5 separate regions of the Homo sapiens genome follow, and all the other regions are linked to region 2. A link is a loop called in an ENCODE intact Hi-C map of the cell type or tissue named here. Cell type or tissue: mammary epithelial cell. All regions are shown on one strand. Each heading gives the region's core, and the rest is flanking DNA. Links, peaks and the distances in the headings are about the cores only. Region 1 overlaps CHRM5 (cholinergic receptor muscarinic 5). Region 2 holds the start of LPCAT4 (lysophosphatidylcholine acyltransferase 4). Region 3 holds the start of LOC124903461 (a long non-coding RNA gene). Region 4 holds the start of GOLGA8A (golgin A8 family member A). Region 5 has its middle 4.0 kb from the start of GOLGA8B.

Evidence for each region. A loop is a pair of places that touch in the nucleus more often than their neighbours do. Peaks named below come from ENCODE experiments on the same cell type or tissue, not always from the same donor. Only the 100,000 strongest peaks of a DNase experiment are listed, where the experiment ranks them.
Region 1: a loop joins it to region 2, with 12 times the contacts of the local background. A loop is called at or near these places in 29 of 110 quality-filtered maps.
Region 3: a loop joins it to region 2, with 19 times the contacts of the local background. A loop is called at or near these places in 70 of 110 quality-filtered maps.
Region 4: it touches region 2 in a loop (4-fold over the local background); 6 of 110 quality-filtered maps call a loop at or near these places.
Region 5: a loop joins it to region 2, with 7 times the contacts of the local background. A loop is called at or near these places in 19 of 110 quality-filtered maps.

Annotation. Positions count from the first base shown.
Region 1 is chr15:34,058,751-34,065,006 of GRCh38, forward strand. It overlaps CHRM5 (cholinergic receptor muscarinic 5), which reads left to right. Exons shown (of 3, transcript NM_012125.4): 3 at 3,893-6,256. The coding sequence starts at 3,968. The coding sequence ends at 5,566. It also overlaps a transcript of AVEN not described here. Among named protein-coding and RNA genes, the nearest start is that of AVEN, 23 kb to the left of the region's middle. In mammary epithelial cell, for the core only: a CTCF peak has its summit at 3,359 (motif pointing right); no DNase peak of the experiment used is centred there.
Region 2 is chr15:34,365,773-34,371,885 of GRCh38, forward strand. It overlaps LPCAT4 (lysophosphatidylcholine acyltransferase 4), which reads right to left and starts at 1,424. Exons shown (of 14, transcript NM_153613.3): 1 at 1,215-1,424. The coding sequence starts at 1,328. RefSeq lists silencers at 829-918, 999-1,048, 1,169-1,628, 1,759-1,808 and enhancers at 1,584-2,579, 2,179-2,468, 3,924-3,983. In mammary epithelial cell, for the core only: a CTCF peak has its summit at 1,940 (motif pointing left); DNase peaks (open chromatin) are centred at 669 and 1,739; H3K4me3 peaks cover 2,319 bases; H3K27ac peaks cover 1,973 bases.
Region 3 is chr15:34,238,076-34,244,331 of GRCh38, forward strand. It overlaps SLC12A6 (solute carrier family 12 member 6), which reads right to left. Exons shown (of 26, transcript NM_001365088.1): 16 at 5,899-5,997; 17 at 4,027-4,146; 18 at 3,158-3,262; 19 at 2,586-2,754; 20 at 890-1,085; 21 at 157-326. It overlaps LOC124903461 (a long non-coding RNA gene), which reads left to right and starts at 5,051. Exons shown (of 2, transcript XR_007064576.1): 1 at 5,051-5,866. RefSeq lists an enhancer at 731-1,930. In mammary epithelial cell, for the core only: a CTCF peak has its summit at 3,484 (motif pointing right); DNase peaks (open chromatin) are centred at 1,506 and 3,486; H3K27ac peaks cover 3,996 bases.
Region 4 is chr15:34,434,506-34,440,761 of GRCh38, forward strand. It overlaps GOLGA8A (golgin A8 family member A), which reads right to left and starts at 3,303. Exons shown (of 25, transcript NM_181077.5): 1 at 2,893-3,303; 2 at 878-966. RefSeq lists silencers at 2,697-2,906, 3,149-3,218. In mammary epithelial cell, for the core only: a CTCF peak has its summit at 2,582; a DNase peak (open chromatin) is centred at 3,346; H3K4me3 peaks cover 1,691 bases.
Region 5 is chr15:34,584,516-34,590,771 of GRCh38, forward strand. No RefSeq gene overlaps it. Among named protein-coding and RNA genes, the nearest start is that of GOLGA8B, 4.0 kb to the left of the region's middle. RefSeq lists enhancers at 1-411, 3,813-4,107 and a silencer at 2,439-2,639. In mammary epithelial cell, for the core only: a CTCF peak has its summit at 3,663 (motif pointing left); DNase peaks (open chromatin) are centred at 3,696 and 3,986; H3K4me3 peaks cover 476 bases; H3K27ac peaks cover 427 bases.

The DNA.
Region 1 (6,256 bases), core at 663-5,662, 310 kb before region 2:
AAATGAAGAATTGCCTGATTCTAGAATCACAAATAAAGCCAACTGAGATCTTTACAATTGTTTTAATTTTGTTTTTTGACACAATATAATATACAAAGTCATAGAAATGTAGGTATGTTAGTTCCCATAGTCCAATTTCCTTTTTTTCTTAACTTTCTTCTTTTGAAACAGAGTCTCACTCTGTCGCCCAGGCTGGAATGCAGTGGCAAGATCTTGGCTCACTGCAACCTCCACCTCCTGAGTTCAAGCAATTCTCCTGCCTCAACCTCCCAAGTAGCTAAGATTACAGGCACACACCACCATGCCCAGCTAACTTTTGCATTTTTAGTAGAGACAGGGTTTCATCATGTTGGCCAGGCTGGTCTCGAATTCCTGACCTCAGGCTATCCACCCGCCTCGGCCTCCCAAAGTGCTGGGATTACAGGCGTGAGCCACCACACCTGGCCTCCTTATTTTTTCTAATGAGGAAACAGATGAAAAAGAAGTACCCAGGCTATACATGTGTCCAAAGGAGTATGTGCACATCCAAATTCCCAGAAACTTCCATAAATTGCTTATGACCTGATAATAAAATTAAGTGGAAAAATTAAATCCTTCCAAAACACCATGTATTCCTATTTTGAAGAATTGATTAGAAAAAATTCAGCAAGCGGTCAGATCATTTTACTACTTCTCTCCGGACTAATGCTCCCCAACACCTGGATGTTGGGACTACCTTCAGAGTAGATGGGGAGTCTGGAAATAGCTGACACAGCTCTCCCATAAAGCTGACTTTTCTCTTAGGTCCTCTCCTGTCCCTCCTTCTCCTGCCAGCCTCTCCAGTTTCACCTTTCACTTCTCAGCTTTCTTTGGCTCCAGCTACCTTGTTTCTTTCCATTCCTCCTCTTTTGCCTCTGGGCTTACAAACAAGCTCTTCCCTTCCCTGTCTGAAACATTCTGGCACTAGCATCCCCAGCCTCCACCCACCTTTTGCCTAGCTATTGGTGACTTCATTCTTCAAGTCTCGACTCTTAGGTCTCTTCCTCAGGAAGTGCTTCCCATGTCCACTCAACGAGGCTGGAGGTCCTTCACAGGTGCCCCTATGGCATGTTGCACCCCTGCTATTTCTATCTGCTAATTTATTTACATTCCCAACTAGTGTCTAAAGAGCAGAGACATTAGCCTATTCCATGGTATCGCCAGCATTAGAGTCTGTTCCATAATAAACATTCAAATATTTAAGAGGGGCAGGAGAGGAAGGAAGAAAAGAAAGAATAAAGGAGAAAGCGATTTCCACAGGCCCTTTTTTGCACTGTGTGGCTTAGATCTGACCATTGGAAGATAATCTGTGATGGCATTTGCCTAGAGATTTGTAGAGTGTAGAGTAACTGGTCTTTTCAGATGCTGGGGAATCTCTACCTAATGACCTGGCAACCTTAGAATTTGCTTCAACAACTTGAAGAATGTTGATAACACCGAGGTATTATAGGTATAAGCTGACAGTTGGTAGCAGCAGGAATGGAGAGGGACCAAAAAGAGGAGTCTTCGTGGGTCAGTTAGACTGCATGTGTTTGGGAGGTGAAGAAGCATGCAAGATTGGGAAGATGGGAGAATCTGGTTTCCGGTGCAAGACAATATCATCAACTCGATTCCATATTGAATTTGAGGTGTTATGAAAACACCCAAAATTACAGCTGAAAATATAAAGCAAAGCCAAGAAAACTGTAGCCCTTTGCAAATTTGTCACCTTTCTGTCAGTTACTGTTATCAAAAAAGTGTCAAGACTGGCCATAGGCAGAGCAGAAATACCCCATTAAATAAAATTGCCCACATGGGGTATTTTAAGGGTCATCAAAAAGATTTTCACCGGGCACGGTGGCTTTCGCCTGTAATCCCAGAACTTTGGGAAGCTGAGGTGGGTGGATCGCCTGGGGTCAGGAGTTCGAGACCAGTCTGGCCAACATGGCGAAACCTCATCTCTACTAAAAAGTACAAAAATTAGCCAGGCTTGGTGGCTGTAATCCCAGCTACTCAGGAGGCTGAGGCAGGAGAATTGCTTGAACCCAAGGGGCAGAGGTTGCAGTGAGCCGAGATGGTGCCACTACACTTCAGCCTGGGTGACAAGGGCAAGACTCTGTTAGCCGGGCGTGGTGGCAGGCGCCTGTAGTCCCAGCTACTGGGGAGGCTGAGGCAGGAGAATGGCGTGAACCCAGGAGGCGGAGCTTGCAGTGAGCCGAGATAGCGCCACTGTACTCCAGCTTGGGCAACAGAGCGAGACTCCGTCTCAAAAAAAAAAAAAAAGATTTTTTTTTTCCCTTTACCGCCCATTATCATGTCAAGGTGGTGTTTGTTATATATCATCAAATTTATGTTGTATGCATATATATCTCTAGAAGGAAAAATAAATGGTAGCAGTGGTTACCTCTGAAAATGGGGAGCTTGCAAGCTTGGAGGTCAGAGGTGGGAGGGAGACCTAATTTCTACAATTTACCCTTTAGTACACACTGAAATCTTTATCATGTACATAGATTTTTTAATCTACAAAGGGAAAATTTCATTTTAGTTTTGAAAGTTAAAATTTGTCAACAGAGGGTTAATTAAATATAGTACATCCATTAAGTGGAATAATGTACAGTCATTACAATGAAAGTGGTAGCTCTAGATGTACTGATAAAAAGCTGTCTGTGATAATTCATTTGTTAAGTAAAAAACAAAATTCAAATTGTAAATGGTAAAAGGCACCCATTTAAAATAATTATTAGTATATGCATAGGGGAAATTGTATTTAAATATTTATTTATTAGTATATGCATATGGGAAAATGCCAAAATATACACTAAACTGTTAGCATTGATTACCTCTGCAAGGTGGAATTAGAGGAGACTTTTGCTTTCTAAGATTTACATTTTGACATTGTTTGAGCTTTTATAAGGAATGTATTACTCTATAACCAGAAAAAAGATAACCTAAAACAATTCTATGATATTGCAAATAGTTCAGGAACAGAGAGAAGGTCCTTATCTTCAGCAGCTGGGGCAAATGTAAAACCCCCTAGATGAAAACCAGATATGCACTTGGAGTTTGTGCATTAGGGCAAGGAGAGGTGGTATAATATGGTCTTGGCTCACAACGGCACCTCAGTAATGTTTAATAATCAAGACTGGGACTATAGAATAGATACCACTTTTTCCCCAGTGCATGACGATTTAGGTATTTATCACCAGGATCTTAAAAATATAGGGTTTCAGCCCTTATGATCATTGCAATCTAAAGTGATTTAACATCCCTGCTTTCCTCTCTTTACTGCTTCTCAACAATCCATTTTTTTTCCTTTCCCTTCACCCTCCTCGTCTTCCCAGCCCTTTTTAAAATTGCCACAAGAGGGCAGCAGCCTCATGCATAAGAAGGGCACTCAGCCATAGGTAACAACAAAAAGCAAAAGGATGCCATTAAAAATAGGTGATCAAACTTTAGAGATTTCAGCATCTTGCTCTGAATATGTGTGCAGCCACGTTTAATATTCCATTAGAAACTATAAACAATGGGCCGGGCGCGGTGGCTCACGCCTGTAATCCCAGCACTTTGGGAGGCCGAGGCGGGTGGATCACGAAGTCAGGAGATCGAGACCATCCCGCCTAACACAGTGAAACCCCGTCTCTACTAAAAATACAAAAAAATAGCTGGGCGTGGTGGTGGGAGCCTGTGATCCCAGCTACTCGGGAGGCTGAGGCAGGAGAATGGCCTGAACCCGGGAGGCGGAGCTTGTAGAGAGCTGAGATCGCACCACTGCACTCCAGCCTGGGTGACAAAGCGAGATTCTGTCTCAAAAAAAAAAAAAAAAAAAACTATAAACAATGGATGGACAAGAAAATCATGCTGGTGTGCGAAGCTAATGTGTTTCCCTCTCTTCCAGATGCTGGCCAAGAAGAGCTGAAATAGAAAACAGCCTAGAACCTAACACTATTTACTGTAAAATTTTTGCACCAGGATGGAAGGGGATTCTTACCACAATGCAACCACCGTCAATGGCACCCCAGTAAATCACCAGCCTTTGGAACGCCACAGGTTGTGGGAAGTCATCACCATTGCAGCTGTGACTGCTGTGGTAAGCCTGATCACCATTGTGGGCAATGTCTTGGTCATGATCTCCTTCAAAGTCAACAGCCAGCTCAAGACAGTTAACAACTATTACCTGCTCAGCTTAGCCTGTGCAGATCTCATCATTGGAATCTTCTCCATGAACCTCTACACCACCTACATCCTCATGGGACGCTGGGCTCTCGGGAGTCTGGCTTGTGACCTTTGGCTTGCACTGGACTACGTGGCCAGCAACGCTTCTGTCATGAACCTTCTGGTGATCAGTTTTGACCGTTACTTTTCCATCACAAGACCCTTGACATATCGGGCCAAGCGTACTCCGAAAAGGGCTGGCATCATGATTGGCTTGGCCTGGCTGATCTCCTTCATCCTCTGGGCCCCAGCAATCCTCTGCTGGCAGTACTTGGTTGGGAAGCGGACAGTTCCACTGGATGAGTGCCAGATCCAGTTTCTCTCTGAGCCCACCATCACTTTTGGCACTGCCATTGCTGCCTTCTACATCCCTGTTTCTGTCATGACCATCCTCTACTGTCGAATCTACCGGGAAACAGAGAAGCGAACCAAGGACCTGGCTGACCTCCAGGGTTCTGACTCTGTGACCAAAGCTGAGAAGAGAAAGCCAGCTCATAGGGCTCTGTTCAGATCCTGCTTGCGCTGTCCTCGACCCACCCTGGCCCAGCGGGAAAGGAACCAGGCCTCCTGGTCATCCTCCCGCAGGAGCACCTCCACCACTGGGAAGCCATCCCAAGCCACTGGCCCAAGCGCCAATTGGGCCAAAGCTGAGCAGCTCACCACCTGTAGCAGCTACCCTTCCTCAGAGGATGAGGACAAGCCCGCCACTGACCCTGTCCTCCAAGTGGTCTACAAGAGTCAGGGTAAGGAAAGCCCAGGGGAAGAATTCAGTGCTGAAGAGACTGAGGAAACTTTTGTGAAAGCTGAAACTGAAAAAAGTGACTATGACACCCCAAACTACCTTCTGTCTCCAGCAGCTGCTCATAGACCCAAGAGTCAGAAATGTGTGGCCTATAAGTTCCGATTGGTGGTAAAAGCTGACGGGAACCAGGAGACCAACAATGGCTGTCACAAGGTGAAAATCATGCCCTGCCCCTTCCCAGTGGCCAAGGAACCTTCAACGAAAGGCCTCAATCCCAACCCCAGCCATCAAATGACCAAACGAAAGAGAGTGGTCCTAGTCAAAGAGAGGAAAGCAGCCCAGACACTGAGTGCCATTCTCCTGGCCTTCATCATCACATGGACCCCGTATAACATCATGGTCCTGGTTTCTACCTTCTGTGACAAGTGTGTCCCAGTCACCCTGTGGCACTTGGGCTATTGGTTGTGCTATGTCAATAGCACTGTCAACCCCATCTGCTATGCCCTCTGCAACAGAACCTTCAGGAAGACCTTTAAGATGCTGCTTCTCTGCCGATGGAAAAAGAAAAAAGTGGAAGAGAAGTTGTACTGGCAGGGGAACAGCAAGCTACCCTGAAAAGTCAACAACTCCTCTCGAAAGAACAATGACCACAGTCAACATCCTCTGAGGATGAGCAAGCTGATTCTGGTTTGTATATTTTCAAAAAGAAGACATCTCATTTTGAGTCCTTGAAGATTTTTGTAAAGGCTCAAGTTTGGTTGCCAAATGGAAGGGGCCATAGCTGCAGCAATTGCTGACATATTAAATGACTCTTGCCTATGACCAAGGCCATTTGATGCCAGGGGAGTTTGCCAATGAAGTAAAGGGATAGGCTCATGGCCCTTCACAAGAGGAAGCACACTGGGTAACAATGAACAGTGACTCAGGGAACTTATGCCCCTTCTGTAGGAAACAGCAGAGACCAGGTGGAAACCTTTTCCTGTGGAAACCTGTCATAGAATTTTGTGCAATATGTATGTGTCTATGAAGCTGTCTTGTGCCAGTGAGAACCAGCAGGAGAATGTACAACAGTGTCACTTGTTAACGAGACTGATATTCAACAGGCTTCTAAGAATATGTATCTTCATAAACTGATCACTATCTATTATGCAGCTATTATGTGGTCTATACTATACTGTGGTTTGTTTTCCTGTCCCCACATCTGAGTGAAGGTCTTGCTCTTCCCTTTCATATCCAATGTCAATTCCTTGTACTCACTGAACCCATGCTGATCTCCAGGGAACCATCCTTCCTCTCAGAATCCAG
Region 2 (6,113 bases), core at 1-5,000:
AGCATAGACCCAGGAGCAGACAGCCATCATCCCTTGCATGTGACAGGTGGTGTGGGAACAGGAGAGGGGACTGGGACCCAAGGTGGGATGAAGATACCAATGAGGGCAAGAGGATAAAAGATTAATGGCATCAAGGGCCTTATTTTCCTGTCTTTCAGTTGGTCCCTACCCCATTTATAAAACCGAAAGCCATAAAAAGCATCTAGCACTTAGAGGATTTAATAAGAATGCATGCGAAAGTGCAGGGCGCTGTGCTTGATGTACAGTAGGTTAGAGACAGGTCCTCCTCCCCCACATCTTATTCCATAAATAGCTCCTATGCCCAACAGAAACCAGGTGCACAGATCTTTCCACTTTGGGCCTAGGAGGCAGAGGGCTGTAAACAGCCAGAGGTCCAGTTTTCAGACCCGAGGTCATTTTCTGACACTGCTCAACAGCAATCTTAGAGTACCGGGGGATATGGGAGACAAGAGCTCGGCCCCACTCTGCAAGGGAGAGAGGCTGCCAGGAGCCAGGATGACTCCATAGGCTGCCTTGGGGAAGAAGCAGGTAAGCAAACCTAGCCCCTGGAGCCTGCCTCCGGGGAGGTGATGACAGCAGAAACCTTGGACACTCCCTCCCCACACCACCTCCCAGCTCCCCTAGGCTGGCGCGGCCCTCCACTTCCTGTAGCCAACCTCCCTCTCAGCCTCCCTGCCCCCACCGGGAGGTGCTGCAGTGCGGGGTGGAGGGGGGTTGGAGGGAGTGGGAAGAGGGAGTGTAGGAAGGGCACAGGGTCGCAGGCTCCCGGCCCAGAAACGTCTTCCCTCTAAGTCATGCCTCGGAGGAATACTCGGCACGCCCCCGCCCCCGCCCCCACCCCCGGCTTCCCGTAGACTCTAACTCCATCCTAGCCATCAGGCTCTGCAGAATGTAATCCGCATTCCCCAGCGTCCTTCATCTCTCCAACCCCAGGGTCCCCTGCAGCCCTCCATCCCCACCTACTCAGTTTTTCCACATCTTCGAGCTTGTCTATCGCCCAAGCCCGCAGCGTCCTCTCCAGGACTCCTTGCCCAACCGCGGCCGCCCCCACGTGCGCACCCCCGGACTCCCGCTCCGCAAGCCTCTCAGCCATCTCCTTCTCGTGGATCCCCAAGCCCACCTTTGCCAGGGCTCAAATGGCCCCATTTTCCTATCCTCACGGGTCCTTCCGACGCCCGCTCCCCACACATTACCTTAACCCTCTGGAGGCGAGAGAGATGTAACTCATGCACGAAGGGGTTGGGGGATGCTGGGGGTCCGGGGGTGGGATCTAGGGGGGCCCAGTCCCCCGGACTTCCCTGGCTCATGGCGGGAGAAGGTGGGAGGGAGGGCACCCCGGCCCTGGCCCCGGCCACCACTCTGCAGAGCAGCTGCTGCTGCAGCAGCGGCGGCGGCGGCGCTCTGGCCCGGGCCCCGCCCGGTGCAGGCGGCCGAGGGGCGGGGAGCAGGCGGCGCAGCCCAGCCCGCCCGCGTTGTCAGGGCGCCGGCCGAGGGGCGGGGCTTCCAGCGCCCTGGCGCCCCTGCTCCTCCGCGCCCGCCGCGGCGCCCGCAGCCGCTCGGGCCATTGTTCCGCGGCTGCCAGGGCTGGAGCGGGCTGCCCCTGGGCTTCTGCGCCTCCGTCGTTCCTCTCTGAAGACCTGGCCTCCGCCTCGGAGTGGGAGTGGGTCTGGGAGCTGAGCGCAGAGCTCAGAGCGCCCTCTGTCCCCGCCCGGGCGTCGAGGTCACCCAGCAAGCGCAGATCGGGGTGAGGCTCTTGGGTTGGTAGGCAGGGAGGGACAGGTGGGCCGGATGCAGAGGCCGGCAGCTCGCGGGTGAGGCGGCGCCCCGCTCTTCCTATGGGCTCCTTGGCCCGGTCCGCGCCTCCTCGCAGGCGGACCACCTTTCCTTCCCGGTCCGTGGGGCGCCATCGCGCGGGGACTTGAGGCACTTGCGTCCTCTGGCGGCTGCATGGCGCCCCGCAACTCTCCACCTCCGCGTCCTGCCTGTGCTAGGCAGGGCCGCCTTTACTGGTGTGAGGGTTGCTTGAACCCTTGAGGCGCCAGGAATCCCTAGTACACTGACGCATGTGCTTCCCATGAGCCCGACAAGGTCTGGCAGGGGAGAGGCAGTGGTTCCTGATCTCTGTCACTCTCTGGGTGAACGCAGAGGACACAGTAGTAATTCCCCTCACCCACAAGCTCCAAGCTACCCTAGAAAACAAATTGTTTAGCCTCAGGCCATCGTTTGAGATCAGGGACCAGGGAATTAAGTGGACTCTGAGATCCATTGCCATGACAAAAGGGGTAAGAGTCTCATTGCTTGAGGAAAGAATACGCCTTAAGTTCACTTTATGTCTTCTGCCCATTGCATGGCAGTTAGGGGAGCTGAAGGAAGAAAGTGAAAGAAAAAGAGACCTCTCATAACCAAGAGTGTTTGCCGCCACTGGCTTCTCCTTTAAACCAAACTCCAAATTAATCTGCTCCAGGAAATTTTCTGAGCCCAGGCTGAGAGGGTTGAAGGCTCATGCATCCTACTGAGACCAAGGAGCTGCACTGGGATGTTTTTGTATATAACACAGAGGTCCCAACACAAATACATCATTTCCACATTTTATTTTTGTATAGATAGGGTCTCGCTATATTGCCCAGGCTGGTCTCGAACTCCTAGCCTCAAGTGAGCCTCCCACCTCGGCCTTCCAAACTGTTGGGACTACAGGTAGTGAGCCGCCATGTACAACCCAAACCTTTTTTTTTTAAGCAGATGATTTCAGCTTTCTCACCAGAACCGAGAAAGTACAACTGCATGTATTAGTCTCCCTTGCCTTGCCTTTGGGGAGAAGTTTGTGTGTGTGTGTGTGTGTGTGTGTGTGTGTGTGTGTGTGTGTGTGTTTGTCTTTTGTTGTTGTTGTTTTGGGACGGAGTCGCGCTCTTGCTCTGTTGCCCAGGCTGGAGTGCAATGGCGTGATCTCAGCTCGCTGCAACCTCCGTCTCCCGGCTCCAAGCAATTCTCCTGCCTCAGCCTCCTGAGTAGCTAGGATTATAGGCGGGCACCACCACACCCGGCTAATTTTTGTATTTTTAGTAGAGACGGGGTTTCATCATATTGGTTAGGCTGGTCTCGAACTCCTCACCTCATGATCCACTCGCCTCAGCCTCCCAAAGTGCTGGGATTACAGGCGTGAGCCACCGCACCTGGCGGTTTTTTTTTTTTCTTTTTGAGATGGAGTTTCACTTTTGTTGCACAGGCTGGAGTGCAATGGCACAATCTCGGTTCACTGTATCCTCCGCCTCCCGGGTCAAGCGATTCTCCTGCCTCAGCCACCTGAGCAGCTGGGATTACAGGTGCCTGCCACCATGCCTGGCTAATTTTTTTTTTTTTTTTTTTTGTATTTTTAGTAGAGATGGGGTTTCACCATGTTGGCCAGGCTGGTTTCGAACTCATGACCTCAGGTGATCCACTTGCCTCTGCCAAAGTGCTGGGATTACAGGCGTGAGCCACCACGCCCAGCCTAGAAGGAGGTTTAAGGACTAAGATAATGTTCATAAGGTGGGAGACAGGGAAAGATGAGAGTGTAGGGAAGTTTAAATTTTTCCCTTGAATGTTTGATAATTTGAGTCTATAAAACAAACTGATTACATAGATTAAAGGGAAAAGAGGCCTACGCATTTTTTTTTTTTTTTTTTTTTTTGAGACGGAGTCTCGCTCTGTCGCTCAGGCTGGAGTGCAGTGGCACGATCTCAGCTCACTGCAACCTCCACTTCCCGGGTCACGCGATTCTCCTGCCTCAGCCTCCTGAGTAGCTGGGACTGCAGGTGCACGTCGCCATGCCTGGCTAATTTTTTTTTTTTTTTTTTGGTATTTCTAGTAGAGACAGAGTTTCGCCATGTTAGGCAGGCTGGTCTTGAACTCCTGACCTCAGGTGATCCGCCCGCCTCGGCCTCCCAAAGTGCTGGGATTACAGGTGTGAGCCACTGGGTCCGGTCTCCTACAAATTTTATTTGATGCACGCATGTGTGTGGGAGTCATACAAAATATAAAAACTCAAAGAAATGCCCAATGGTTGCTTTTATACCACCTTGAGGTTACAGAAAGAATGAGAGCTTGCATCTGGGCAAAACAGGTTATGGTGGCAAGACAGGTTATGGGAGGGGGAGAAGAAGAGGCCTGGCCAGCAAAGACGGTCTTGGTGAACAAATGAAATCTCACAGACAGTAGCCTTTAGAAGGAATAGGTGGTAAAGGTTTCTGTTAGACCTTTTAAGATGTCAGACTCTCAGTTAATCTTTCCTAAATCTGGACAAGGGAGAGCACCAGAGAAAGCCTTTCTGCATCGATGCAGATTCTCTGCAGATGCAGATCTCCCCCACAAAAGACAGCTTTGCAGGCTTTCTGAACAGTCATCTCAAAATACATCAAATTCAGAATGAAAATTTTTGGTGCTCTTCAAGAGCAATAAATACTATGAAAACCCAACTACAGGGGTAGAGTTTTGATAATCAAATATTTGCCGGTGTCAGTCATCCAGGATGAACTAAGAAGTTCATTTCTATGAATGAGTCATGAAAGCATCCACATTTCCCCTTTTTCTAGCCCCTCACCAAACTATTATGATGGCCTTTCTGCAGGCAGTCTGAGAAGGGGCAACCCAGTTGTAAAGAATAACGTTGAGAAATTGATCATCTCTGGTAGCATCTGTCACTCCCTTGAAAATATCCACCAGGCTAGACAGGTTTCTCCTCCACCTGACCCCTGTATCTGTATCAGTCACCATTACCTGGGAGTACTGGAGACAATGACATATCAATGGAATTCTGGATTATTGGATACCATTAATCTTCTGTTGGAAGGGGGAACCAGACAGAAGCCAGAAGTTACTTCTGTCTAGACTCCCTCCCAACCTCCCATGTTTTATAGCCTCAAAGAAGGCAGTCAGCATTCTCAGCATTCTTTTCTTCTTTTTCTTCTTCTCTTCCTCCTTCACCTCCTCCTCCCCTTCTTCCTCCTCCTTTCCCTTCTCCTCCTCCCCTTCCCCCTCCCTCTTCTTCCTTCTTCCTTCTTTCTTCTCCTCCTCCTCTTCATCCCCTCCCTCCTCCTTTCCCCCTCCTCCTTTTCCTCCTCTTCTCCTCATCCTCCCTCTCCTCCCCTCCTCTCCTTCCTCACTTCCCTTCTCCTCCTCCCCCTCCCCCTCCCTCCTCTTCTTCCTTCTTCCGTCTTTTCTTCTTCTCCTCCTCCTCCTCTCCGTCCCCTCTCTCCTTTCTCTCCTCCTCCTTTTCCTCCTCTTCTCCTCCTCATCCTCCCTCTCCTCCCCTCCTCCTCTTCCTCCTCCTCATCCTCCCTCTCCTCCCCTCCTCCCCTCCTCCTCTTCCTCTTCTCCCCTTCCCTTCCTCCTCCTTCTCTTCCCCCACTTCCTACCTCTCCTACTCCTCTTCCCCCATCTCCTCTTCCTTCTCCTTCTCCCCCTCTCCTCCCCCTCCCATCTCCTTCTCCTCCCCCCACCTCCTTCTCCTCCTCCTTCTTCTTTTAAATAGAGGCAGGGTCTTGCTTTGTTCGTCTTAAACTCCTGGGCTCAAGCAATCATTCTGCCTCAGCCTCCCAAAGTGCTGGGATTACAGGTGTGAGCCACTACTGGTGGCCCGTCCTTTTTAAATTTTTAATTTTATTAATCTTATTTTCATTTCTTTTTAATAGAGATAGGGTCTCACTATGTTGACCAGACTGGTCTGGAACTCCTGGTCTCAAGCAGTCCTTCTGCCTCAGCCTCCCAAAGTGCTAGGATTACAGGTGTGAGCCACCACACTAGGACAAGATTTATTTCTGTTATGAACTGAATGTTTGTGTCTCTCTTCCCCCAGTTCATATGTTGAAGCCCTAGACCCCAATGTGATGGCTATTTGAAGGTGGAGTCTTTGGGAGATAATTGGGTCTAGATTAGATCATGAGGGTAGGACCCTTATGATGGGATTAGTGCCCTTAAAAGAAGAGAGAGAGGGAGAGGGAGAGAGGGAGAGAGGGAGGGAGGGAGAGAGAGAGAGAGAGAGAGAAAGAAAGAAAGAAAGAGATCTTTCTTTCCATGAGTACATATGGAGGAAACGACATGTGAGCACACAGTGAGAA
Region 3 (6,256 bases), core at 504-5,503, 130 kb before region 2:
TGTTTGAAAGTGGGATCATGGGAAAGCCTAGAATAACTTCCAACTCTTCTGATTCTAAACCCCAACACTATTATAATCAGAGGAAGAATTTGTCTGTCCTGTGAACCAGGACAGAAGGGAGAAAGACTTTTGTAAAAAAAAAGTTGTATAAAATACCTTGTGCTGTTTCAGTAGGAATGGTAGTAGCATAAGCATCCCCCCATCATGCACAATCCACCACACATCAATGTTGCCCTCAGAAAATTGCTCCACATTGCTGGGAAAGAAGGAGATGTTTTTAGCCACCAGCAGTGCAAGATGGGCAGCAGTTGTCACTCGAACTGTGCCTAGGGAGAAAAAAGAATAAGCAGAGAAGAATCCTTAGGCTTGCCTTGCTTCCTAGCATGTCAGGAAAGCAAGGAAATGCTCTTTTCACACTTCTTTGAGCAAGGGGTCCTATTTACTTAGTAGGTTATTTCTCATTACGTATCAAAAACCATTGTGAAAAATCTGAATAGCTAACAGACTGAGAACCACAGTTTATGTTACTAGGTATATTCCCATTACTACATTTCTAAGGGGGGATATGTGAATTTGAGAGATTATGATGCTGAAGAACAATTCTTGCAATTCCTGTGAGAACATCAATATGGAAAATCACAAATGAAAACACGGCAATTTTGGAGATAATTCCTAGCACAAGACTTGACAGAAATAATTCATGAACATAATGTGAAGCTGAAGGGGGTAGGTAGAATCTGGGTATTACTACCAATAGTTTTTCAGGTTGCCTTATAAGACTATGCTTCAGCAATGGCATAGTCTCTACTTTAGGAGGCTGGGGGTGACAGAGATTTAACTATATACCCTCGACTTGGGCCTTTAGGTTTGTATGAGAAATGGTTAGTACCAATAAAAGTCTTCCAAGCGCGGGCATCTTCGCTTTGACGCCAGCCATTAGGCCAGCCCATCACCACCGTGTTGTGCTTCATGCCCCCAAGGCCACATGACTGGATGAGGTGGGAAATGCCCTCTCTCAGCTTGGCGGCCACCACCAGCTGGCAGAATCCTTTTACCTTCTCTGCCTCCATTAGGTGCTTTATGGTCTGAAAGAGACACAGGACCGCAACACTGAACTGGTTCACTCTGGACATTTTAACCCATTGTTCCTTCTCCATATTATATCCCCCACCTTTTTCCAAAGTCTTCATAATACTATATCATCTACAGAAAAGTCCAAAAAGTTAAAATTATCCCAAAGGAATTTCATGATCTTTTGTCTTTTTGCTTACTACGTATTTTTGCCTCTGTAGCTGGTTGTCTACATGTAGTTTCTCTGCTTTTTCCTCTGTTCTGCTTTTGTTCCTTTGCACCATACCAAAAAACTGGGAACAGGGATCTCTACAAAGTGAATATTCAACATTCTTTCTCAGTTGACCAGGGTGATTCACTATTGTGAACACGATCTCCTTCCTGCCTCAGCCCCAGTCATGCCCTGACTCATCTTACCAGAAACTCAGTATGATGATTCAGTTTCACTTTAGAATTTTCTCAGGTATGTTTTCTTTTTCGCCTCTCCCATTCCCATATGCTTTTTGACATTTTAATGGTGATTATTCATGACACTTGTATTTGCATTACTCTTCCTTTATTTAGTCAAACCAATTTGGAGATATCATCTCATTTACTCTTACTCCACCCTGGGAATAATGGTATGGAAAATGGAATGATTTTTGCAAAGGCACAGATTAAATCAGTGATGCGGCTAAGAACTAGGCTCTCCTGATTTTCAATCCTGTGTACCTTTTATTAATTTTTACCATCATTCTGGAGTAATGTTTCTTCAGCATTTCTAGTGTTTAGGATTTCAAAGGATTCCAAAATGAAATCCAGTAAAACTTTTTTTTTTAAATACTTTAAGTTTTAGGGTACATGTGCACAACGTGCAGGTTTGTTACATATGTATACATGTGCCATGTTGGTGTGCTGCACCCATTAACTCGTCATTTACATTAGGTATATCTCCTAATGCTATCCTTCCCCCCTCCCCCCACAGTAAAACTTTTGAAATGCCATTGAACACAATGGCATTTCAAAAACAATAGGATTAGTTCTATCATATATAATAAGTATTAGAGTGAAAACAACTTCCTTGTTAAAGTAGAACTTTAATGTTCAATACAGCTAACCAGAAGTGGCAAAGGAATCTTGCTCATGATACCACGTAGATTAGTAAAGAGGAAGAAAATTTGGTCATTACTCCTTGTTGTCACAAGATTGAGAGGAACCCTCTCCATAGTTCAAGGGATCAATTTATTTACATGACTTTTCTCAGTGCTTAGATTAATGTTTGGAGTATATTTGAACATAAGGTTTAGACTTAATAATCTTATAATTTAGTAATGCTTTAAACAGGAAGAAATAATAAATAACTATTTTTGGCTCATCTTATTATTTGGGAAAAAGTGTCCTTTCAAAGGTCAGCACTAAGTGAGAAACCTCCTAGATCACTCAGGAACAAGATTCAAGTAGAAGTTTGAGGTCTTACTACTTAACATCACAAAGCTGTAAACTGAGTTCCAATACCTCAAAAGCCTGACTCTTACCTGCTCAGCAGCTAAAGCTTCACCGTAGTTCTCTAGGAAGTTCCCCACGATGACAGAGCCCACAATAGTGAGACCTTTTCCTGCTTTGAGCTGTGAGGCAAAGGTGAGGAGGCGAGGATGCTTGACATGTAAGTCTTCATCTAGTTTCAGTAATACAAGCAACTGAGGCCTGTGAAGAGGTTGGTGGGGGTTGGAGGGGAGGAGAAAACATTTTGGGTTTGGGGAACAGAATGACAGACTCCACCCTTTAATTCAGGAGATCTGTATGAAACAGGTAATTTGACAGAAGGAAGAGATCACAGGAGATGACAGGATAAGGGCATTATTTTGAATGCTCCCAGTACTATCTCAAGTTGATCAGTCTTCAAGGAAGAATAATAAATTGTAGAAATCTTGATCATAAACGACATGAAGAAAAGGGAATAAAAAAATTAAGGATTTAGAATAGTTCAAAACAGGTCCATTATACCAATTCCTTGAGCCACATATGGTTTCCTTATCCTAAAATCAACAAAACACATATTTTTGTGTGTTAACCATGTGCCAAATACTGCTAGTGTTGATTTCTTTACCTCCAGTTTTTAGTGTGTGGAGGTCCTTCCTCCAATCGAAGCAAAGCAAACCGGGCTGCACTGAGGGACAGCCCACGGATACCATCACCCCATTCTTTCTCAGCTCTGTGAGAAAAAGAAAAGAGCAGAGACAAATTTAAACTATAGTAAGTATAATTTTAAAAAATAAAGTTTTTTTCTGAATCTAAAAATCACACATGTGCAAGGTAGAAGATTAAAGCTCAGATTAATGATTTACATAATGTTCTTTACTAACATAATGAACCTGATGTAGGTAGATCAACAGCACCAACAGACTGCACTGCACAAACAGTTCCCAATAAAGCCTGAAGGGGTCACTCATTCAGTCCTTCTATGTAATTGTTCAAAACAATAATGTAAAAGAGCAATTTAGATTAGAAAATTATAACAGACCTGGAGTTTAAGTTACTTTGAAAATAATGCAGAGAAAGTAAAGTTCAATGTGATCTTCTGAATAAGAATGTTATTTCGTCCTCATTTTTGAAAGCTGTAAGTCTTAGTAGTTACTAAGTTGTTCAGAACTAATTTCTTTTTCATTTCAGAGACAACCCCTTGACTGAAGAGATAAGCAAAAATATTTACATTTGTGTTGTACTTTGTTTAGTACTAATTATTATTATTTGGAAATGTCCTTTGTTATTTTCCATTGATCCATTCATACTTTCTCAATGGATCTCCCTTGTGATGAAAAGCTTGCATCATTAAGATGGTTAAAGAATTAGGGGTACAAAATATAGTTATGAAAATGAAGTTACCTGAGTCCTTAAGATATTTTCACTGAGCTGGCTCTAACCAAACTAGCTAGTCTTGCTACTTTTAGCAGTGATCAAGATTAAATCCACACTCACCCTTGGTATTCAATGTACTTGTAGATCATACCAGCTATTACCATGGCTACAATGGCATAATACCAGGAAGAAATGAACATCAGAGCCAGACAGATACTCATTCCCATGAAAGAAAGGGCCCTAGAAAATTAAAAACAAAAAAGTATCTTTTAAAGTAGCTGAAAAAGAAGCCTATGTTAAAGGTGCTTCTCAAACTATCTGTGGTGAGGTATTATTTTTTAAAAACTTTGAAACTATTATAAATAGAACTTTTGTAAAATGCAATAAAAATGAATTATTCGAAAAATTATCACATGCCTGGATGCTGTAGCAATGTCAAACTGCCACAAAAGTTTCTAAATGATTATTCTCAATTCTATAGTTGTCTTATCATGAAACAGTCGGTAGATGTGCACTAAACCCCAAACTGTCCTTTGCAACAGAAGATGTTTCCAACTGCTGGAAAACCATATAAATAACGGAACACTATCAGTCATCTGCAGTTATGAGGACAATTAATACTTACTTGGCAAAGCCAGGATGGGACACGCAGCCAGAAATGTTAATAACTCTAGGATCTTTTTAAAAAATTTCATATAAATATTTCTAAAAATTTTATAAATACTTATTAGCATAACTGCAGAACTCACTGAGAAAAATTATTTTTGGGCCGGATGCGGTGGCTCACAGCTGTAATCCCAGCACTTTGGGAGGCTGAGGCGGATGGATCACAAGGTCAGAAGACTGAGACCATCCTGGCTAACACGGTGAAACCCTGTCTTTACTAAAAATACAAAAAATTAGCCGGGTGTGGTGACGGGCGCCTGTAGTCCCAGCTACTCGGGAGGCTGAGGCAGGAGAATGGTGTGAACCTGGGATCTCAGCTCACTGCAACCTCCGACTCCCGGGTTCAAGCGATTCTCCTACCTCAGCCTCCTGAGTAGCTGGGATTACAGGCATGTGCCACCATGCCCGGCTACTTTTGTATTTTTAGTAGAGACGGGGTTTCCCCATGTTGGTCAGGCTGGTCTCAAACTCCTGACCTAGGTGATCCGCCTGCCTTGGCCTCCCAAAGTGCTGGGATTACAGGCATGAGCCACCACGCCCGGCCTCATAAAGAACTTCTAACTAACATTAAAGCTAGAAAGAGGATTTGAGGCATTAAAAATCAGTTGAAGATTTTAATTTTTGCCCAGTAAACGTTACATCACTGCCCACCATTGGTAAGTGAAGACAGAAAGGGAACAAGGAGAAAGTTAGCAAAGAAGAATGTAGCAACGGGTACATACAGGACATAATTAATGAGCTCTGAGCTATAAGAGGAAAGAGATGGGATGGTAGCCAAAAATCTTTCATGATGACCCCTTCAGGACTGGGGAGACTTAACTACAACAGCAGCAGCAGCAACAGTTCATTGAGAGCTGAGCTTTACTATGTATCAGGCACTACGATAAGCACTTTAGATTTATTAGTCCCATTTTACAAATGAATAAAATTAAATTTTACATGGTTATGTGCTTTGCTGAAGGTTACAAAGCTAGGAAATAGTAGAGCTGAGATTGGAATTTAGAACCTCTGACTCTGTAACCCTAAGAGACAAACAGGAAAATAAACATGCAAGAGAAGGTTGTTTTAACCTGAAAATTATAGAAGGCTGGATATCTCTATTTAGTGCTTTTGCTCTATTCGTATTGGGTGTTATAAGTTATTATAAAGTGATATAGGAAAATAGGATAGGAGGATGAGGATTCAGATAAGAATTGAAAGTTGAAACAGTATGAAATGGCTGACCAAGAAAAAAATTTTATCGAGAACCCAGACTCTCCTAGTTTTCTAGTTCAAAGATGGGTTCTCTCCAAACGTGAGTAAAAAGAATAAAAGAAGCAGACTTACCAATGGTAGTAGCGGAATCGGGGTCTCCAGTTGGGTGTTCGAAGTAATGTTTGCAAGGCACATGCCAAGTTTACAAAGAGGTAACACATGAGAAAAAACCTGAAGAATAAAGAGTAAGAGGAATGATTATTACTGGAAGATGATTCTTTGAAGGTTAAGTAACTGAATACCTTTGCTGTATTGAAGCCTGTTTCTAGACAACTAACCCTTGATTAAGTAGGAAGTAGGGAAACTTAAACCTCTCCCCACAAAACTGTTCATCCTTCTCTGTTCTCTCAGTCAATGACACAACCACTCTTTACCCAGTTGTTCTTAGGATAATCCAGGTTTCCTCTTCCTTACCCTTGTTCCAAATTCA
Region 4 (6,256 bases), core at 435-5,434, 69 kb after region 2:
CGAGAAACGACAGTGCCCATGACAGCTGACTCAGCCTGTGCCAGCAGGCTGCTCTGAGACATGAGCTGGACCCAACCCAGGCGGTGGGCAGCAGGGGGGTGGGGAGGAACTCTGGGAAAGGAAGGAGCCAGAGAAGTCTCCCTGTGGGCGCTCGGGCCAACCACCACCCAAGGGAACAATGAGCACCCCCAGCCCCCGATGGGCACACAGGCTGCCTCCTGGTGAGCAAGCGTCTCAAACCTGACCTACATCTGGGAGGCCTGCCTGGTCACCAGGGACTACCTTACACCCTACCTGTGCCTCCACGTCCCCAGTGCTCACGGCCACCTGGCAAGGGTGAGGAACTGAGACTGCGTTGAGGACACACAGCCTGTGAGTGGTACAGCCAGGGCCGCTGCCCAGGCCCAGAGCTCTCTCCGTTTCTCTAAGGACCAGGCTGCAAGGCAGGGCATGTGATCTCTGCCGAAGACATTCAAGCCACCCAGTGATGTGTGCTGGGCCTCGATCCCCACCGACCGCCAGTCCTCTCCTCCCCTGGACAGTAAAGGTTTCTCCAAGACTTCAGACGACGGTGTCACCTGAGGCCCTCACCTATTAAGTCACCGGGGCAGGTATGCATGGCAGAGGACACGGAGGAGTGCCGGAGAGGAGCTGAGGCCTGGAGGGGGCCTCTGCAGCCAGGCTCAACCCCCACTCTCCCCACTCCAACAGCCCTCACTGCAGCCACCGCGGCCCAATCCAAACAAAGCCCAGCCTGATGCCAATCTCACCATCAACTGTTTTTCCTCTGACTTCCTCAGTTTTGTCTAGGAAAAATCAAAGTGTCTTATCCCATCTCTAAGCTTCCAGGGGTGTGATCAGTGTCTTTTACAATTACCTTTTACTTTTATCCAGCATTTCTTAGCTCGGTTGGCAAACTGGATATTTATGCACCTCCATTTCACAATCCATCTCCACCGATTATTCCTGTAAAACATTTTTTTTTTTAAAGTTTAGAGTTACTTAAGAAGGTTATGTAAACAAGTTAACCAGCAAGCCACAACTTGGGTCTGCGGTGTCAGAGAAAACATGCAAGGTGCAAGAGAATGAGGAGCTGATGGTCACCAGCTTTACCTCCTTCCAGCACCCACTCCTGCTCACACACACTCACACCCCGTGGGACTCAGCCTGCAGCTTCTCCCAGCCCAAGAGCCAGACAGTGGGGAGGAGCACAGACCACACTTCCTAACAAATGAGAGGGAAGACTTCGTGCCCCATTGCTACTGCCATCACCCAGTCCCAGCCCAGAGAGGGAGCCCACTCCAAGGGCCCCCCTGCCAGTACTGCTAGAGCCCACCGAGGGCTGCCAGCACACAGCTACGAGCTCCAGCTTTATCTACTCACGCCCTGGACACTGCCCGGAGCCCCAGCAGGTTCCACGTGTCCTTGTCACCCCAGCCCTCCTGCCCCGCGGATCCTAAGCTCAGGAGACCCTCTCCAGCCCAGGCTGTGGGGGAAGGCAGCCCCCACGGTCACCCAGGAATCAGCGCAGAGTGCAGGGCATCCTGGACTCCCCGGACTGGGAAACCCAGTTCCTGTCCCCCTGCGTAGTGGCCACACCTCTGGGAGGGGAGAAACCCCTGCCTCACCTCACTGGAGGGACCCTGACCCAGAGGCCTGAGAAAAAGCCACCGGCAGGCTCCTGGCACCTGCCAACCTGCACCTTAGGAAAACTTGTCCCACTTCAACCTGCAAAGCTCTCAGGTCATTACTTCTAAAACCACTGTCCTTTCTGAAACAGGAAGGAAAATAGAAAAACAAACAAAAACAAAGAGGCACAGAAGGCTGAAGACGCCAGAGGCAGTTTAGCCCAAAAACAAAGTGCCAGACACAAGATGCCAAGTTTGGGGCGCTTCCTCCACCGCATGCCTGTTTAGGAGCTGACTGCACTCAACCACAGATTTACGTCTGGTGCCTGCCAGGTCGTTATCTGAAGAGATCTGAAAAAGTAAGCCTTTCTTCTGCCAGTAAATACTAAGTTAAGACTAGCAGGCCCCTCTAAGGCTCTGCTCTCCACTGGGGTGCTGCAGGACAGGCCCCTCCGCGGGCGTTCCCCGCACCCTCCCTCCGCGTCGGCCCGGAGAAAAGGAAGTTCGCCCCTAGCCTGGGCTTACCAAGGCCCGCCGCCCGACCCATGGAGCCCTGCTTGGGGACCGGGGGCCTCGATGTTCTCCTTCACCATCTGCGGCCAGATCTCCCTCCAGCAGCCTTGCCAGGCAGTGCCTGGCGTGGAGAAGGGGCCCTGCAGAGGCGCAGGTCCGCACCGTGCCCCCAACCCGGCGCCTGCAGCCCAGGGGCAACAAGGTGTGGGGTTTTTGAGTTTTTCCCTCTGGGCCTTATTATACAGGGAAAGGGAAGGGGCGAAGATCCGGGCTCGAGTTCTCCCAGGGAAGTGAACCCAGAGGCGATCCCAAACTCAGTAGTTGCCGCCCGGCACGGGGACTTGATGCCGGCGCCAAGCCGGGCAGCGGAACGCACCAGCGGCCCGACCAGCCCGGCGAGACGCGAGCGGGCGGCCCCGCCAGACAGCGCCACTTGCCGGCGCCGAGAGTGGCCCCTCGCCGCGGTGAGCCCCTCCCGGGATGCGAAAGCCATCGCCTAGTCCCCGCCGCACCCGCCCGCCCATCGTGGGAGGAGGATGGGCCGGTCCGAGAGGCGTAAGGCCGCCGGGCTGCACCCCTAGATCCCAGCGGCGGCCTCCCCGCAGCCCCGCCGAGTCCGGGGGGCAGCGCTCGGGAGCTCTTGGCCCGCAGCTTACGCGCCGCCCCCCACGCGTCCGGGTCCCCGCGGCGCCGCGGGCGGCCCAAGGCTGCCGCCGCCAGCGAGTCAGGCAGCCGAGGTTCCCCAGCTTACCTGGCCAGGGCGCGGGGCTGCCCCGGTCCGCCGCCGTCCTCGCCGCGCCGCCGTCCTCGCCGCGCCGCCGTCCTCGCCGCGCCGCCGTCCTCGCCGCGCCGCCGTCCTCGCCGCGCCGCCGTCCTCGCCGCGCCGCCGTCCTCGCCGCGCCGCCGTCCTCGCCGCGCCGCCGTCCTCGCCGCGCCGCCGTCCTCGCCGCGCCGCCGTCCTCGCCGCGCCGCCGTCCTCGCCGCGCCGCCGTCCTCGCCGCGCCGCCGTCCTCGCCGCGCCGCCGTCCTCGCCGCGCCGCCGTCCTCGCCGCGCCGCCGTCCTCGCCGCGCCGCTGCCGGGTCTCTCCCGGGGGCTGAGCTCCCGCAGAGCTCGCGCCTAGCCGCACACCTCGACTGCTGATTAGCCCGACAGCTGAATAGCGGCGGGAGCCTACCGCGAGCGGAGTACGGAAAGCCCGCAGGGCCGCGCCACATGGCGCACGCGCACTGAGCTGCATACCTAGGTGACAAACGTGCACGTTTTGCACGTGTATCCCAGAACTTAAAGCATGACAAAATTTTTTTTTAAAAAACCCTGATGCCATTATTAGGAACAATTTGAATAGATCAGTCACAACCTATATGCTGGCTTCTGGTGTCTCAATTTGTCCTGGGAAAACTGTTGTAAAGCAATAGTATGTCAGTCCTTATATACTTATCCATCTCCAATCTGGAAAGACAAGGCTTATATGTTTCCTTTTTAGTCCCCTAATTTCTCTTTATGACACAAATCCAGTTGGCAGTATTAAAGATGGGGCTGATTCTCCTTTACTTATCTGGAATATGCTACCATTCCAGATAAGTAATAGTAAAATGGCCATTTCCTCTTGCTAATCAAATGTCGTTTTTGAACACAAAAGCCACTGGGTTTGGAGTATGAAACATAAACATAAAACATATCATACACTATCTGTGACGTTTTCATAAACTCACATGATCCTTTTATATTTTTCTCTTATATAAAACGAAATACTTTCCATTAAAAATTGAGATATTTAAATGAGAAAATGCTTGCCAATGTTATTAAAATATAAAATTTTATTATTTATTCAAAGAAAATGGTCACTTTTGGTTTGTGCTAAAAAATAACAGTAACAGTAGAAGCCTGCTTTAAAATATTTTAAGTGTGCGATATCATATTACTTCTCATTTACTCTTTGCGTTTCTAGAGAGCCAAGTTTATTTTTTTCTCAATTCAGTTTAAAATCAGAGGGAACAAAATTTGAAACGTGACATAATATCAAGGTTAACATGCTAGCTATGTAATAACTGTAAAATTTGGCCACAAATGCATTTGCTTTGAGAAAAATGATCATGTGAAATTCCTAAATATTTGGGCCATATGGAAGATGATATCAGAAGAATAATATATTCTCTGTATGTCAAAGGAGGAGGATAATAAAAACCGTAGTTATTAGGTTAGTACAAAAACAATTACAGTATTCGCCATTGCCAAAAATTGCAATTGCTTTTGCACCAAGGTAGTAATAAAAGTATGGTTGAGTTTCTGTAGAATTCCGGCAAAGGATGAGCATCCTTAATCTGAAATCCAAAACTCTCCCAAATTCGAAATTTTTTGGGTGCCCATATGATGCCTCAAGTACAAAATTCTACACCTGACCTCATGCAATGTATCATAGCCAAAGCACAGGTACACAACACATAGTTTATTCAGTGCTTTCAAGAGAAAATTAAAATTAACATGAGGCTACATGTAAATAAATTTTGTGTTTAGACTTGGGTCCCATCCCAAGATCTCTCATTATGTATATGCAAATACTCCAAAATTCAAAAAAATTCACAATTTTGGATTTTTCAGGTCCCAAGCATTTTGATTAAGAGATACTCAACCTGTCCCTGTTTGGAAGCAGTTCCCTCTAGATAGATTAAACTGGCCTAACAAAAGGTAGTATCTGTTGCTGGAGTTGAGAAAGAATAAATATTTACATACAAAAGTGAGGGCAAAAGAAGACTACAAAAACATTCTTATTGAAATTAAATAAAATTATGCCCTTTTCTCTGTGTAGCTCTTTGGCCAGTTTGAACAATGAATACCAAGAGCCAATGACTGAATTCTAATTATATATTTGGTGATTATGCTCAGACAGACTTGAAGAGAGAAATTTCATAAGCATCATTTTGGCATTTGATTTTCTAATAACAGAGCATCTCAAAATATTTTTATTCTTCATAATTCCCAGAATTTTTTTTTTTTGGTAAATCTTGCATATGACTCCAACGTGCAAGTTATTTGTAACACTACCAATAACTTTTCTATTCTTTTGGAGGAGAAAATATTCCATATATATATATGTATATATGTACACACACACTACATATATAGTTTATATATTCCGATTCTGCCCTATTAATCTATAAATGTATGCACGAAGAAAATATGTAATTACTGGGACTGTAAACTATATTTATATCAGATAAAATAGATAAATAATTCTATTAGTTTTATTTTTCAAATATATCTGTGTATTAGGCCGTTTCCTTACAGCTGATAAAGACATACCTGAGACTGGACAATTTACAAAAGAAAGAGGTTTAGTTGGACTCACAGTTCCACGTGGCTGGGAAGGCCTCACAATCATGGCGAAAGGCAAGGAGGAGCAAGTCACATTTTACGTGGATGGCAGCAGACAAAGAGCTTATGCAGAGAAACCTCCAGTTGTAAAAACCATCAGATCTCGTTGATGAGATGAGAGCATGTGGGAATGTGGGAGTTACAATTCAAGGTGAGATTTGGGTGGAGACACAGCTAAATCATATCAATCCATTTCCTGAAATTTGCTCTGTGATAAAAAGTTAAGAGTCAGATTATCTGAGTCAAAAAAAGATATAAACTGGCATTTTAGCTTAACTAGTTATAAAAGTATAGGTTAATTTAAGAAAAGCTGAGGGTTTTAAAAGAATATTTAGTTTTATGCATAGAAAAAAGGTATAAAAGTAAAAACCTGCTGCTCATTTGGGTATTAAAGGTATAAGTGTTAAGTATAAATGTTATATTTTCTAATTGGCTAGTAATTTATGTACTTTTATTTACATCTTTTTGTGTATTAATTTTTCCCAAAACATACTGAAAGTTTTTGTTTTAATACTTTTCTATTGATCTTCACAATTTTCAACTTCTTCAATCCAAATTTATCGATTAGTAATGATGTTGCTTTTTTCTTTTTAAAGTTTTTACCTATTATGTTTTCTGCCATATTAATCAGTATTTTAAAAAATTACTAATGGCTGTAATAGGAGACACACACAATTTGTTAATGAGAATGCATCAAGTTTCTCACCATTAAGCATAATGTTTATCTGTCTTCATACAGCCA
Region 5 (6,256 bases), core at 569-5,568, 220 kb after region 2:
GGAGGCCCTGGGCGAAGGTCGTGCTGGAGACTCCGGTGTCACCTTCGGCCCTCTGGCCCTTTCATTGAGTCCCAGGCAGATGTGGTAAGCCGTGGGAGAGGCACAAGGTGCCTAGTCTGTGCAGAGTGGGACCTCAGCTGCCTCGCTCCCCCAAATCCTGGTGATTTGCCCTCGTTTTCTTTTCTCCTTGTGGCTGGACTAGGCGAAGCTGTGGCATGGGAAGTTCTGAAGACGGGGGGGGGGGCGGGGGGGAGGGGGAGCACAGAAGGACAGGGGGCCTGGGGGTTGAGGAGAGCCCATCTTCCTGCTGCCCTGAGGGCCTGACCTGAGACCCTGAGGAGAACGGGCTGGGGAAAACCAAATCCTGAGCTGCACTAGGGTTAGATACAGTGTGGACTTGGCCTCTGCACACCCTGAGCCTGAGTTAGGACAGCAGCTGTGAAATGAATGGGATTCAAGATGGGGTCTGATAAATCACATTTATATCCTCTTCTTCCATTCAACTAATGGATCAGTGTTTTTAAAAGTCTAAGCCACATAACAAAGAGGGCAGAAGGAAGTCGTTAGCAGATGAATGATTTCATCTGGAAGATGAAGAGGATTTAGAGATCTATGGGATAGATTCGAGGGCACAAGGCCAGAACATACGAAGAGGGTCTGGAGCCCGGGGGCGGGGGTGGCTGACCCGTCCGTCTGTGAGAACCTCAGGGAGCCTCCAGGCTCCAGTGCAGTGCAGGTATCACAGAGGGCAGAGTGGAAATGGGACTGGAACAGGTAGAATAAATGAAGATCCAGCATGGACAATTAATGCCCCTCCCCCCAAATCATGGATGCAGCCAGTCACTTACCCCAAAGAAAAAAATCAGAGATTCTCTCCAAAGAGAGTTGTGTACACTGCCTGGTGAGAGTGGGTGCTGCTAGTGTAGTTGTCGGTCCTCTGGAGGAAGCCTCCCTACCGTGGCATTTAAAGGTCCACCAGTGTAATGACTAGCTCCCACTCTAAGCTCTCCCCACATGCACATAACCACCATCAGCCTGTCCATAAAACTCCTTTAGATACGAAAGGAGAGAACGCCTATTTAATAAACGGTTCTGGGAAAACTGGCTAGCCATATGTACAAAGCTGAAACTGGATCCCTTCCTTATACCTTGTACAAAAATTAATTCAAGATGGATTAAAGACTTAAATGTTAGACCTAAAACCATAAAAAGCCTAGAAGAAAACCTAGGCAATACCATTCAGGACATAGGCATGGGCAAGGACTTCATGACTAAAACACCAAAAGCAATGGCAACAAAAGCCAAAATAGGCAAATGGGATCTAATTAAACTAAAGAGCTTCTGCACAGCAAAAGAAACTACCGTCAGAGTGAACAGGTAACCTACAGAATGGGAGAAAATTTTTGCAATCTACCCATCTGACAAAGGGCTAATATTCCAGAATCTACAAATAAATAAATTTACAAGAAAAAAAATCAAACAACCCCATCAAAAAGCGGGCGAAGGATATGAACAGACACTTCTCAAAAGAAGACATTTATGCAGCCAACAGACACATGAAAAAATGCTCATCATCACTGGCCATCAGAGAAATGCAAATCAAAACCACAATGACACACCATCTCACACCAGTTAGAATGGCCATCATTAAAAAGTCAGGAAACAACAGGTGCTGGAGAGGATGTGGAGAAATAGGAACGCTTGTACACTGTTGGTGGGACTGTAAACTAGTTCAACCATTGTGGAAGACAGTGTGGTGATTCCTCAAGGATCTAGAACTAGAAATACCATTTGACCCAGCGATCTCATTACTGAGTATATACCCAAAGCATTATAAATCATGCTGCTATAAAGACACATGCACACATATGTTTATTGCGACACTATTCACAATAGCAAAGACTTGGAACCAACCCAAATGTCCAACAATGATAGACTGGATTAAGAAAATGTGGCACATATATACCATGGAATACTATAAAAAAGGCAGCAATAAAAAAGGATAAGTTCATGTCCTTTGTAGGGACATGGATGAAGCTGGAAACCATCATTCTGAGCAAACTATCTCAAGGACAGAAAACCAAACACCACATGTTCTCACTCATAGATGGGAATTGAACAATGAGAACACTTGGACACAGGGTGGGGAACATCACACACCGGGGCCTGTCATGGGGTGGGGGGAGGGGGAGGGATAACATTAGGAGATATACCTAATGTAAATGACGAGTTAATAGGTGCAGCACACCAACGTGGCACATGTATACATATGTAACAACCCTGCAAGGTAATGGGTACAGCATACCAACATGGCACATGTGTACATATGTAACAAACCTGCATGTTGTGCACATGTACCCTAGAACTTAAAGCATAAAAAAAAAAATGTATCCTTATCCTGTTGCCATTTTGAAGCTGCATTTGCTTGTCCAACACTGGCTTTCAGTTTAAAAGAAGTGTACCTAAAAAGTTAACAAAACAAATGCTATACTTATGACAGTGCCTATGCTGTACTGAGAATGGTTAGGTGCTGTCGCATTTTACAGAAAAGATGTACTGATTTAGTTCAATACTGACTAACAAATCTAACCTTTTATTTATAAGATATTCTTCAGGACAGCATCAACACATGTAATAAGTAAAAGATCATATATGGATCATTTCACTTTTGATCCAGTCAAATATAAACAAAACTTAACCATTTTTATCACAGAATCAGTAATAGCTACCATTTGCTTTGTGTCTTCTATATGCCAAGCCTAACAATGGGCACCTTTGCCTAAATTAGTTTATTTTCTCCCTTTTACCAACCGCGTGAAATAGACATATCTTCATCATTTTACGTATGAGAAAACTGCAGCACTGACAAGTAGAAGAATCTACCTGAGTGCATTCTTTTTTTTTTTAATTTTAATTTTTTTTTTTGAGATGGAGTCTCGCTCTGTCACCCAGGCTGGAGTGCAGTGGTGTGATCTCGGCTCACTGCAAGCTCCGCCTCCTGGGTTCACGCCATTCTCCTGCCTCTTGAGTAGCTGGGACTACAGGCGTCCGCCACCACGCCTGGCTAATTTTTTGTATTTTTAATAGAGACAGGGTTTCACTGTGTTAGCCAGGATGGTCTCCATCTCCTGACCGCGTGATCCACCTGCCTCGGCCTCCCAAAGTGCTGGGATTACAGGCATGAGCCACCGCATCCGGCGTGAGTGCATTCTTAAGTTTAAAATCTGTAGGTTAAAATTAATTCTACCTATTTCCAAAACTTGTGACTTTTAATCTCGGCAACCTCACCTCAATAATCTACTATAAAGAATAAGCTTCCACTGTTCTTCACCTCTTCTTTAAGTGAAGGTTCCATCAAAGAAATACCTTGGAAGCTGAACATTTAAAACTTTATTATACTCTGAGCTAGTCCTGATGAAAAAGAACGAGACCATCACTACTTTAGATATTTTTTCTCAAAACATATTAAAATATGACTTGTTGAAGGATAATATATTTTAGTTAAACAATTGCCACTTAATTCACAGACTACATATTTTTTTTACCTACTGAATGCATTTTGTTTTTCGTCTGATGTGTTAGAATTTCTTTTGAAATGCTGAAGCTCTGTAGGCTGTTGCTCAGGCATTCCTGGTCTTTCTGTGTCTTTGGTTGCCATCCAGTGGCAGCAGCCATATACTGCAGTTGAGTAACAGAAAAGAGAAACCCTCTACTTTCCAAGATGACTGTGTTTTTTCATTCAAAAGTGAACAATACGTGTATTAGTCCATTTTCACACTGCTATAAAGAAATACCCGAGACTGGGCCATTTATAAAGGAAAGAGGTTTAATTGACTCACAGTTCTGCATGTCTGGGGAGGCTTTAAGAAACTTACAATCATGGCAGAAGGCAAAAGGGAAGCAAGGACCTTCTTCGCATGGCGTCAGGAATGAGAGGGAAGAGCGGGGGAGACCGCTACTTATAAAACCATCAGATCCCATGAGAACTCACCCACTATCGCGAGAACAGCCTGAGGGAACACTATCAGGAGAACCCCCATGATCCAATCACCTCCCATCAGGTCCCTCCTCTGACACGTGGGGATTACAATTGGAGATGAGATTTGGACAGGGACACAGAGCCAAACCAAATCAGTAGGTATTAATTTTGTGTACCTAATTTATGAAACTTTTAGCCCAAAATTAGTTCAGTATTTTCCCTTTTGCCAACCCTATGAAGTAAGTGTGTTTTCCTCATTTTATGTGAGAAAACTGCAGCACAGATAAGTAAAAGAATCTACTCTAGTTTCTATAATTATTAAGTTTCAGGGTTATGGGTTAAAATTAATTCTGTTTATTTCCAAAACAGATGCCTTTCTTAAGGAAAGCATCACACAGATAAAATAAATAAAAGGTAATATGTCTTATGTTTCTTTCAAGAAAAATGAAAGTTTTTTTCTAACATTTATTGTTTGTGACATTGATTTTGAAAAAAAAACTTGAATTATAAACATAATACAATTTGAAGACAAAATTTAAAGATAATATGAAATTATATGCACTTGAAGTAAAACTTTTGTCCCCACTGAGTCCAATGAAGATACACACGTATCTATATACTGACAAAAGACAGTTCTGCCTACATTTAAAAAAACAGTTTTTATTTTTATTTTATTTCTTTATTTATTCATTTTGAGATGGAGTCTCACTCTGTGGCTCAGGCCGAAGTGCAGTGGTGCGATCTTGGCTCACTGCACCTTCCTTCTCCTGGGTTCAAGTGATTCTCATGCCTCAGCCTCCTGAGTCATAGGCACATGCCACCACACCCGGCTAATTTTTGTATTTTTTTTCCTTTAGTAGAGATGGGGTTTCACCATATTGGTGAGATTGGTCTCGAACTCCTGACCTCAAGTGATCCACCTGCCACGGCCTCACAAAGTGCTGGGATTATAGGTGTGAGCTACCGTGCTTGACTATTTTTTGTCAGAAAGTATATAACCAACATTTTCCCCTTCAAAAACTCATTAAAGTAGTTGTGTTAAAAGTTCTGCTGAAGTCAATAATTAGCACATCTGTATATCAGTGATTAATGCCATCAAATCAAATGCTAGCTTTCCCACATTTTTCTCAAATATGATTTCTTACCAATGGCGGGGTGTGGGGTTAATATAAAGGTCCTAAAAGAGAATTTACAATCATAAATGTATTTAGATAATGTCTTCCCAGATGGACAAGTTGTAGTCTGTAGTGTGGATAAAATTTTTAGGAAGTACTTTAAAGCAGAGGCATATTAGAAACTATGAGACATATTAAATCAGAGACAGATTAGAAACTCTGTGAACAGAGGTGAGAAACATGTACTGCCATAAAAGAAAATGAGGTTTATTTAAGCCACTAAAAGTAAGGATATAAAATGGACAATCCTGATAGTTAAAAAGTTTAGTGTTCATCCACCGGGGCCTGTCGTGGGGTGAGGGGATGGGGGAGGGATAGCATTAGGAGAAATACCTAATGTAAATGACGAGTTAATAGGTGCAGCTAACCAACATGGCACATGTATACATATGTAACAAATCTGCACGTTGTGCACATGTACCCTAGAACTTAAAGTATATATAAAAAATAGTTTAGTGTTCATCTATTCAAAATATAGTATAATTTTATTTGAGATTGTCTTTTTTAAGTTTGAAGATTAAAAAAATTGGTATCAAAAGAATTATTTGAAAAATATTCTTCATCTGAGTAAAAAGTCCTGTGTCTCTGGGTAGATATTAATTTTATTCCAGTCGATTTAACAAGTTGTAAACTGGGGAGTGGGAGGAATAAAGCAGGAAAAAGTCATCCCACTTAAAATTACCTATTTGATTAGGATGTCAGAGAGTAGCTGATTCACTATGCTATGGTTATAGCCATATATGATTTTTAGTTTAATTTTTGAATTCAAAGGTTGGCAATAACCAGATCAGAAAATGTATCGTATGTTGCCGAACATTCGGAAGTTGCTTTCACCTCACACTGCTCTACCGAAACTTCTTTGTTTAATGTCACCAGTGACCTCTGCATTGCTAAGCCCAGTGGTGGTTACTTGAGTATCTTTTTATTTGGCCTAGCAGCAGCATTTGACACTTTTTATTTCTCCCTGTTGTTTGGTACATTTCTTCTCGTGGCTGCACGGATTCCACATTCTCTTGGTTGTGATTCTTTCTCACTGGTCATCTTTCCTAACCTCCATTGTTAATTTCTCCCCTTCTCTCCGCCATCTTTAATATTGGTACAC